2 separate regions of the Homo sapiens genome follow, and region 2 is linked to region 1. The links are chromatin loops, found by intact Hi-C in ENCODE. Cell type or tissue: MCF 10A. All regions are shown on one strand. Each heading gives the region's core, and the rest is flanking DNA. Links, peaks and the distances in the headings are about the cores only.

Region 1 (5,389 bases), core at 226-5,225:
TTTTAATACAAATGTGAAACTAGGATTATTACTGACTTCACTGGATTAAACATAATACAGTATAAATATCTTAACATTAAAATATTTTCTGTTTCTTCATAAATCTCAGTAAAATGCATTGTCAGGAAAATTATGTACTGCAAATAGTACCAACCATTTGGAAACTGAAGTATTATTAGAAAACAAAAAAACTACATACTTAATGTTAAGGCAATTTTATAAAAAGAATCCCTCACTGTAACATATCTTTGTAAAAAAAAAAATGGCAGGGACACACATGGCCTTTTCATTTACCACCTAATGTGAGTGAATCTCCACCTACCAATATCATCTGAATTACTTTTTGTTTAAATTTTGGTAAAGTGATCTGCTTGTTACCTAATTGAGTTTTTCCATACGGTCTTTTAACTTGAAAAAAAAACTTCTTTCTTTCAAAATATGTGTGTGTGTGAGTTCAAATGTTTGAGATGAAAGGATCAGAAATCAATGTTTTAAGTCCTGAGTTTTAATTGATTACTCAGAGGAGTGAACACCCCTAAAACTACTAAAAACCAAATAAATTGAGTACATAATAAGTACTGGAAGTGGAGAATAAAATTAAATACTATCTCGTATTTGTAAACTGAACATGTGTAGGTTTTAGGGTAATATTCTTAGAACTTACATTCACCATCAGAGTGAATTAGCCCAATCTAGAACTGTGAAATAATAGATTCCAAAAAGAAAAAGAATTTTTTTTTTACTGAAATCTCAAACGAAATGGCAACAGTGAAGTTGAGCTTTTCAGCTTTCCTAATGCCCTTGTTCTAAGTGAATACTTAAATGCTACTAAGAAATGTTCAAGAAACTCAGTGGCATACTGGTTTTTAAGAATCATCTCTCAGGGAAAAAAAAAGGGTGGGGTGGTGATTTGTAGCATTTGCCACTTTCCCTGGAATAAATACTTTTACCATGGCCTATATTTCAAGCTAACAATATGAATTCACTGAATGTGGCATTTGGGAAAGATATGCAAAATTAGCTCTCACGAGCTAGTGCCAGGCTCCTCCAGCATCCCATTGACACTCATCATCAACATGTTCAGAGAGGTTAGAAATGGATGTCAGGTCAAAAAAAACAGGAAGCTTTCTGGATGCAAATTTATATTTGTGTAATTGTAATTGTCATTATATGAATGCTTTTACCGGCTAAAGAAAACAAGAGAATTCTGGGCATTTACACATTTAGAGGCGCTACCAGGAGACCATGAAATCTAGAGAATATGCTGCGAGTCCCATTGCACGTGAATTGGATAGCGTAGTCGGAAAGAAAATCACAGTTCTTGGAAAATCTCCAGTATCTCGTGATGGCTGGTTGTATGTTCCCTTGACGACTGCTCTGTTTAATCAAGGGAGTAAGTGAAGTTTCTGCTTCAGTGGTCCTCAGGAATCATCACAGATCCTTTTTTAATATCAGTACATCACAGGAAAATGGCTTGGTTTTCTCTGTAATTTATTATAAAGTGTATTTGGGCTGTTTTGTCAGAGAGAAGTCTAACTAATATAATCTAAAACTAGTGACCGCCACATGACTATCATCCAGAGGCAGGAAGTGCTCAGAAAAATCACTTATTAGAGGTCATGGAGCGCTTTTTATACAAAGCTCTTTGTACTGTCAGGCTGGCCAACTCTGTGACGATCTAAGCAAAAACAGGATGCTTTTTAAAAACAGTGTGTTTATATTGCTTTTGCTAGACAAAAGTCCTGACACTGTGGCTTTTATGCGTGATCCTTTTTTTATACTGTTTAACATTTATTTTGTGCTGAGTTGCACAGACAATGTCAAGAAATATGGCTGTGTTGATAGGGCTGTATGAAAACCATCCCACTTTTAGGAAACAGCATTTCCTTAAATTTGCTTACCCAGCCATGACAATCACACTGGATAAGTGAAGTGGTAAGGAAAGCTGTATGTCTCTGGACAGTTTCACCCATACTGCCTAATGTCTAATTTTTGAAATATATTTTCCATGTTTCCCTGTTACAAACAGGGAGGTAAAACAATAATGCTATCAATTAGATCTTAAGTTAGTCTTTGTAGGGATCAGATTCCTTTCAGTGCCTCCATCTCTGCCATGTACCTTTACTGCCATCTGCTGATACTGAGTCTCTGGGCTCTGAGTCTCCCATCCCAGCTATTCTCATGTAGAGCTGTCACTAGTCAGCTAAAACTTCTGGCTGAGCATGGAGATCATAGTTGCTAACAACTGAACTTACCCTCTTTCTATCTTAAATGTAGCCTAAGAAGATTCTTTTAAATAAAAGTTCTGAGTTAATGCTTAATTCATATGCTACTATTCACTTCAGAGCAATAGACTTACATTTATTCAGTATACATTAAGGCAAACTATTATTGGTCAGAAATTCAAGTTATTAATCTGGAAATAATTAAAATCTGGAAGATAGACATTTTTGCATTCATTTTTAACATTTAACTAAGAAAATGAAAGGAAAGAAAGGAAAGGAGGGGAGGGGGTGAGGGGACAAGAGGAGAGGAGAGGAGAGGAGAGGAGAGGAGAGGAGAGGAGAGGAAAAACTTATTAGCAATGTTAATGCATGCCCAAAATCTAAAATAAACAAGCCAGTGTTATTGTTGGGTAATTGCCAAGCCTAAAGACAAGAGAAAAGAACATTTATGTTTTGCACCTGTGAAAGCATTCAGTATCATCATCAATTTTGCAGTATTCCCTAGAAGCAGTTGGTGCTGTTCAGTTTTCTTACTGTTACATCATGGCTTCATGCTGCAATTATACATGAACTAGGTTTCACACACCTTCAGCCCAGCAATGAGATACTGCTTTAAAGCATTTAATTTCATTATGGTTTGATGCCAATAACTCATATAACCACCAGATTTGACAAATAAAACATAGGTACCTTAAAAAGAAAAAAAAATCCATACGTTCTATTTCTCTCTGGAAAAAAAAAAAACAAACTACTTTACTTATGTGCTTTTGAAATATACCACTGGAAAAAAAAATATGAGACAGATGCATTCAAATGCCTATAGCACAAAACAAACCTGAGATAGAAAAGCCAAAGAAATTAGTCCTTCCAAATTTAAAGACTGCAAAATCATGAAGGCACTTCCAAATGGCTTGGTTAACTTTTTTTTCATCCTACCTCTCACAAATTAAAGACAATTTTCTATGTACATGTCCCTTCAAAGGCAAGAACTTAGTTTGATCTTTCATTTTTGTGTTTTCTCATAATAAAAAAAGAAAATGGGGGATTTCGGGTCAAGATGACTCTGTAACTTCACACTTTTATGTGCTAGCAGTGATAGAAAAAATAAAGGAAGAAAACTGAAAACATGAAGGCAAGTTCAAAAACAAGACAAACATATCTTTAGACAAGAAATAGACAAATATGCAAAGCAGCAAAGAAGGTAAGAGTACATACTTGCTAAGATATAAATCTAGAAATAGAAAAGCTTATCTCCTGTAAGGTAAAAGGAACTAAAACTATTTGCTCAAAAAGATTTGTGAAAGATCTGATATAGATATAGGTTTATAAAGATAAATAAAATATATAAGGGAATATAAATATATTCATATATATATACTCAGAAAAAGAGAAAGGCTGCCATCTGGAATTCTGACTTTTAGCAAGCTGCCAGCCCAGGAAGAGAACAGAATGCAATCAAAGTATCATGACCTGAATTATGCCAAGCAGTCTGTCAGCTCTGTGAATGGACCTGTGAATATTTCCAGTATCATTGTAGGACAGAACTACCAAATACCTTTTAGCGAAGATTCCGGTTTCAGTGTCAAAAGATCAGGTACGTTTCTCATTCAGCAGGTAGGGTTGGGCACAGCAGAAGAACACAGGACATGAAGAATGGGAGTACACAAAAAGAGAGAAAAAGAAACATACCTCCCATTCAAAATGGGCCTGCACAGTACAATATCAGAACCCATAAAGATACTGGAAAAGGAACCAAGAAAACCAACAATGGAACAGGAATCATTCTAGATAAGACAATTTTTATGAAAGGGCCTGAAAAAACTCTAAAGTATTTTTAAAACACTAGAAAGCATAAATGAAGGAATAATTTTACTATTTAAAAAGAGAAATTACAGGCCACAGCCCTGTCCCCCTTCTCTCCACACCACCACCCCCCCCCCCAACCAAACACACACACAGCCAATGCCACCAGTGCAAATGCACACATGGAGGCTGGAAGCCCTGCACCTGCCAACACCCTGCCCCTGCCACACCACCACCACTGTCAGAGCAGGAGCACCGCATCCCCAGTCTCGCCAGTACTCTGCCACGGTGCAGGCATGTGCAACTGAGCACAGATCCTGCTGCTGCCACCCCGACGCAGTGCTTTGGCCAGCTCCCCTTCACCGGAGCGTTCTGGCCAGCGGACTGGAAATATCTCAGCCCTGCCAGCACAGCAGGTTCATAACCTCAAGGGGCCAGAGAGAAAAAGCCAGGAGTCTGGTACCAGCCCCACCCCCCAGAGTTAGAGCACACAGCCCAGGAGTGCTGAGCTGAGCACTGGCCCCCTAAAACCTTCCAGAAATGAAGCCAGTTAACTGAACCCACTTTGTACCACAATCAAACCCCCAAGGAAATCAAAGAAGATAAAAGCAAAAACAAACAAACAAACCAAAAACACATCCAAAGGATAGCAACTTCAAAGACTGAAAGAATATCAACCCATATAGATGAGAAAGAACAAGCGCAAGAACTCTGGCAACTCAAAAAACCAGAGTGCCTTTTTACCTCCAAAAACTGAACTGGTTTTCCAGCAATGGTACTTAATCAGGCCTAAATGGCTGAAATGACAAAATTGAATTCAGAATACGGATAGGAACAAAGATCATCAAGATTCAGAACAAAGTCAAAAAATCTAAAGAATCTAAGGAGTACAATAAAAAGATACAGGAGATGAAAGATGAAATGGTCATTTTAAGAAAGAACCAAGCTGGCCGGGAGAAGTGGCTCGCGCTTGTAATCCCAGCACTTTCGGAGGCCGAGGTGGGCAGATCACGAGGTCAAGAGATTGAGACCATCCTGGCTAACCCGGTGAAACCCCATCTCTACTGAAAATACAAAAAAATTAGCCTTGCGTGGTGGTGGGTGCCTGTAGTCCCAACTACTCGGGAGGCTGAGGCAGGAGAATGGCATGAACCTGGGGGGCGGAGCTTGCAGTGAGCCGAGATCACGCCACTGCACTCCAGCCTGGGTGACAGAGTGAGACTCCGTCTCCAAAAAAAAAAAAAAATCGAGAATTTCCTAACACAAATTAACAGCAGAATTGACCAAGCGGAGGAAAGAATCTCAGAGCTCGAAGACCAGTTCTTCAAAATAACTCAGTCAGACAAAAATAAAGAAAAATG
Region 2 (5,389 bases), core at 152-5,151, 720 kb before region 1:
CATTTTTATAAAAGGTAATATTCATAGAAGTTTCTTAAAACATGTAATGAAAAGGGAATGGAAAGAATAAATTCAAATCCAGTGTGGAATGTTTCAAAATTGTTAAAATTTAAATTGTTATATTTTCAGTGAATTTACTGTGAATTTTTATTAACCAGTAGTATATGCTATCAGAAGAAAACCTTTGTAATAATATAGAAAGGGCTTGAGAATTTCAGTAACTAATTTTCGAGCATACAACCAATTGCATATATTAGATTTAATTCATCTTTTATAGAACTTCAAGGACTAAGCTATCGGTTTGATTGTAACTGAAATATGTAACTCAAAAAAGCTCTATTTCAATTAATCTAATTATATGCTTATGTTTTCAGTCTCCCAGTGTGATCATAGTTCTTTATTTTGTCTTTATTTCCATCCTCCATGAAATAGGAATTTGTATCTATTGGTTATTATATTATACACATTAGTAAATTGCTACCTAACAACTTCATCAATAGCCAAACTACATTTATGTCAAAAAATAAATACTTTTGTCAGACACTATCCATCAATTGTAACAATTGTAAATATTTCTTTTTTGATATGTCCCTAATACCATTAAGGTTTCAATAATATATTATTCAAATGTGTACAATCATTTTCCTTTCAGTTTAAGAAAGTGAAATCAAACTCATATACTTTACTTGCTATGTAGTAGAAATACTTAAATAAGACAAAGTATAAGTTATACAATTTTTTTCAAATTTTGTGTTTTTTCTTCTCATGGATATATTATTATCTGAAAGGAGTATATTCATGCAATTTTCAGATCAGTTGTGTCACTATCCAAATTTAAATAAATAAGATAGTGCACAGGAGGCAGAAAAAAAGGTCAGAAAACTGGCCGGGCACGGTGGTTCACGCCTGTAATCCCAGCACTCTTGGAGGCCAAGGCAGGCTGATCACGAGGTCAGGAGATCGAGACCATCCTGGCTAACACGGTGAAACCCCGTCTCTACTAAAAATACGAAAAACTAGCCAGGCATGGTGGCAGGCGCCTGTAGTCTCAGCCACTCGGGAGGCTGAGGCAGGAGAATGGCGTGAACCCGGAAGATGGAGCTTGCAGTGAGCAGAGATTGCACCGCTGCACTACAGCCTGGGCGACAGAGCATGACTGGGTCTCAAAAAAAACAAAGTCAGAAAACTTAACCTATACTGTACCATAAAGTAAGTCATTTAGACTAGACACTTCAGTCTTATAATATAGTGCATATTATGTCTTAATCACCTCATTAACATATTTAGGTTTATATAAGCATACCTCTGTGCAACATATATTAGAGAGAAAGAACTAATAGAAAAATAATAGAATAATAAATATAGAATTCCTATTGTTCTGAAATCATAGTTAATGAGAATGTCACTATATACAAATACTCAAAAGATATATTAAAATTAAGAAAAATCATAGTGTTCTTGATTTTGTTCTTTATTTCTGAGAGGGCACAGTAATACCCCTTCCTGTCCGTGTGAACATTTTCTCCAATCTCTACTCTTCCCCATGTGGACACATGTGCGAGCATATACACACTTTCTAGTGTAGTTTTAGGTAGAATTTATTTTTTCCTTGAGAGAGAACTTAGAGAAAATGGAGCAGAATGGCCTCAACTTTTACAAAAAATTGTAAATGGCTAACAGAAATACTTAGAAATAGTCATAAACAACTTACAACAGATTGTCTACACAAACCCCAAAATTTTTTATAAGGAGATTGATTTAACTTATTCTGATTTCTATGCTCTTATAGCAATATTTTCAGTGGAAAAAATCACATCAAAACACTTGCAAACTAAAAGTTGTGCCTATTGCATATGCCAGATATCTAGTTTTTCTCTCCAAACACAAATTGCTAAGGAATACTTCAAAGCTTCAAACAAAACTTAAAAAAAAAATAAAAACATGCTAGAAATATTTTTTTCTATAGATAACTTACATGGATAATAAAAGGAATGTTTCTTAGAAGTAAAGGTTACAAAGTGCTTATTCGCTTTAGTCCTCAACAAAGCTTTTCTGAATTATATTATTTATTGAAAATAGAATTTCTCCATATGGCCAGCAGTAAATCTATTTTTTTGTTTGTTTCTACTTGTTTTTTTTTTTCCCTTAAAATATCTGCAATATGGGCAGAAGATTCGTGATTGGGTAAGCACCACAATATAATATTGTTACTAGGATTTGTCATCTAAGGGTTTCGTTTGTTTTATTGTTTTAAACGTAATTGAAGGTATCATATTTTGTGGTATTTAAAAAATACTTCTTCATTTCTTTAAAAAATAAATTAATATAGCTTGCTCCCACCGCCATGGGACTGGTCATCTACAGTTCAGAAAATTTAGCCTATGAGGAGGATATGAGTGAGACTAAGTCAGGAGCCACAGAGAAGCAAGAAGGCCACAGTGATTGTTGCCATAAGCGTGCTGGCTACCATCTTTCTGGCTTTGTTTGCAGTCTTGGTGGTGGTTTGAGTGCAGCGCTACTGCTGGCCAGGAGACCTGCTGCAGCGCTATGATTCTAAGCCCATTATGAGTCTCTTGGGTGCCATGGAGACCCAATCTGAGCTCTCTGAGTTAGAACTAGATGATGTCATCATCGCCCACTCTGGCATAGAGCCCATTCTGGAGAATGAAGACTGGATCTAGGATGCCTTGGGTCTCATGTCCCACTGCATTGTCATCTTGAAGATTTGTCACACTTTGAGAGAAAAACTTGTTGCCATGACAATGGGCTCAGAGGCTGAAAAGAAGACTTCAACCACTGTCAGCAGCATCATTGTGGTGGCCAAGTGGATCATCCCCAGAGTAGATGATGTTGTGAAATCAGTGTACCATCTGTTAAGCACCAAGCTCCTGGATGTGAGTATGACTGCCCTGCTCCTGTCAGTCATCAGGTGCTGGTAACCAGAAATGCCTGCCATCTGAACAGGGGCCCCAAAGCACTTGGAGGTGCTTTGAGAAGCAGCCTTGCCTTCTGAACCAGATAAAGACCTCCCAGGCCCTAAAGCCTACTTGCAGGAGCAGTTGGGAATTTATTGCCTGTAGGCCAGCAGCTAGTCATGAAAGCTAGCAAGAATGGCTTAGATGAGCCTTCCACTTTTTCCTGTAGAGTTAGTTGTTCTCCAGGGCTCAGGAATGTGTGCATAGCAAAGCAGGAGAGTCCTATCTGGTGATGCCATTGTTGCAATTACAAATTGTGGCTGGTGAGAGGCAGTCTAATACCACAATTAGGGGATATGCCATTCATCATTTGCACAACACAGCACTGAAACTGATAGATGGTCAGCTTTATTTAGATTACCTAGTGTTTTAGAGAAAATTGTGCTACCATATAAGAAATCTAGAGGTTTCACGTTATACATCAGAATTTCTGGCTTCTCCTGAACAATCAGATTTGGCAGTTGTGATTTGTGTTTTCAAACGAGAACAATCAGTTGGAGTTAAGTAGGGATTGCCTCTCTTGGCAAGACTGTACTCTTTTTTGCCTGTTTCATTTATTTGTATTATCTGCCTGATCCCTGAGGTATCTGAGCCTGTCCTGTTATTTAGAGGTTTGGGTTTGAAGCTGAGCACTATGAAGTTTATTATTTCCTTTTATCCTTATGCCTACAATTTTACTATACGCCACTAGGTATACAGTAAATTTATACTTACGATTCCCTCAAAAAATAAGAATTCAAAAATAAAAATAAATTAGTATAATTCATATGAATGTTGTTTTTTATCTCTTTTACTTTTTTTTAAATTTCTGCCATATCTAAGATGTTTATAAACAGACTATAGGGCAAACATTTGCAAAGGTGTATATGGAATGCAATTAATGAGCTAACAGGAATTTGGCAGTAGAAACACTAGTGTGTTAAAACATTTACAGTTTTCTCTGCAATCCAGTCCAGGAGGTAATAACATCTTTTTTTTTTTTTTAATACTTTAAGTTCTGGGATACATGTGCAGAACATGCAGGTTTGTTACATAGGTATACACGTGCCACGGTGGTTTGCTGCACCCAGCAACCCATCACCAACATTAGGTATTTCTCCTAATGCTATCCCTCCCCTTGCCCCCCAACCCCGACAGGCCCCAGTGTGTGATGTTCCTCTCCCTGTGTCCATGTGTTCTCATTGTTCAACTCCCACTTATGAGTGAGAACATGTGGTGTTTGGTTTTCTGTTCCTCTGTTAGTTTGCTGAGATTGATGGTTTCCACCTTCATCCATGTCACTACAAAGGACATGAACTCATCCTTTTTTATGGCTGCATAGTAATCCATGGTATATATGTGCCACATTTTCTTTATCCAGTCTAACATTGATGGGCATTTGATTTGGTTCCATATATTTGCTATTGTGAACAATGCTGCAATAAACATGTGTGTGCATGTGTCTCTTTAGTATAATGATTTATAATCCTTTGGGTATATGCGCAGTAATGGGATTGCTGGATCAAATGGTATTTCTGGTTCTAGATCCTTCAGGAATCGCCACACTGTCTTCCACAACATTTAAACTAATTTACATTCCCACCAACAGCGTAAAAGCATTCCTATTTCTCCACATCCTCTCCAGCATCTGTTGTTTCCTGACGTTTCAATGATCACCATTCTAACTGGTGTGACATGGTATCTCATTGTGGTTTTGATCTGCATTTCTCTAATAACCAGTGAAGATGAGCTTTTTTTCATATGTTTGTTGCCTGCATAAATTTCTTCTTTTGAGAAGTGTTTGTTCCTGTCCTTCGCCCACTTTTTGATAGCATTGTATTTTTCTTGTACATTTGTTTAAGTTCCTTGTAGATTCTGGATATTAGCCCTTTGTCAGATGGATTGCAAAAATGTTTTCCCATTCTGTAGGCTGCCCGTTCACTGTAATGATAGTTTTTTGTTTTTTGTTTTTTTGTTTGTTTGTTTTTGGTTTTGTTTTTTGCTGTGCAGAAGCTCTTAGTTTAATTAGATCCCATATGTCAACTGGGGCTTTTGTTGCAATTGCTTTTGGTGTTTTAGTCATGTAGTCTTTGCCCATGCCTATGTCCTGGATGGTATTGCCTAGGATTTCTTCTAGGGTTTTTATGGTTTTATGTATTACATTTAAGTATTTAATCTATCTTGAGTTAATTTTTGTATAAGGTATAAGGAAGGGGTCCAGTTTCATTATGCTTTATTTTTAAAGAGAAAGTAAATAGTTATCTTGTTCATGTAAAAGATGAGGTTATTTGATAAAATCTATGATTTTCTTTTCTCCAAGATGAAACTGTAGTTGCCCTATGTTAAAAACAGGAAAGCAGAAGTAAATGGATCCTAGACATTGAATTGCCTGCCCCAAATGAATCCTCGAATTTACGTTAAGATCACATTTTGGA

The links. Peaks named below come from ENCODE experiments on the same cell type or tissue, not always from the same donor. Only the 100,000 strongest peaks of a DNase experiment are listed, where the experiment ranks them.
Region 2: it touches region 1 in a loop (8-fold over the local background); 4 of 110 quality-filtered maps call a loop at or near these places.

The regions. Positions count from the first base shown.
Region 1 is chr6:64,009,171-64,014,559 of GRCh38, reverse strand. The region is part of intron 33 of EYS (eyes shut homolog); the gene reads left to right. All of the region lies in intron 3 of LOC107986608 (a long non-coding RNA gene), which reads right to left. Among named protein-coding and RNA genes, the nearest start is that of SCAT8, 210 kb to the right of the region's middle. RefSeq lists silencers at 2,030-2,324, 5,052-5,187. In MCF 10A, for the core only: a CTCF peak has its summit at 2,130 (motif pointing left); a DNase peak (open chromatin) is centred at 2,139.
Region 2 is chr6:64,730,878-64,736,266 of GRCh38, reverse strand. The region is part of intron 22 of EYS (eyes shut homolog); the gene reads left to right. It also overlaps the pseudogene TMEM98P2. Among named protein-coding and RNA genes, the nearest start is that of ZC3H11C, 570 kb to the left of the region's middle. In MCF 10A, for the core only: a CTCF peak has its summit at 3,197; no DNase peak of the experiment used is centred there.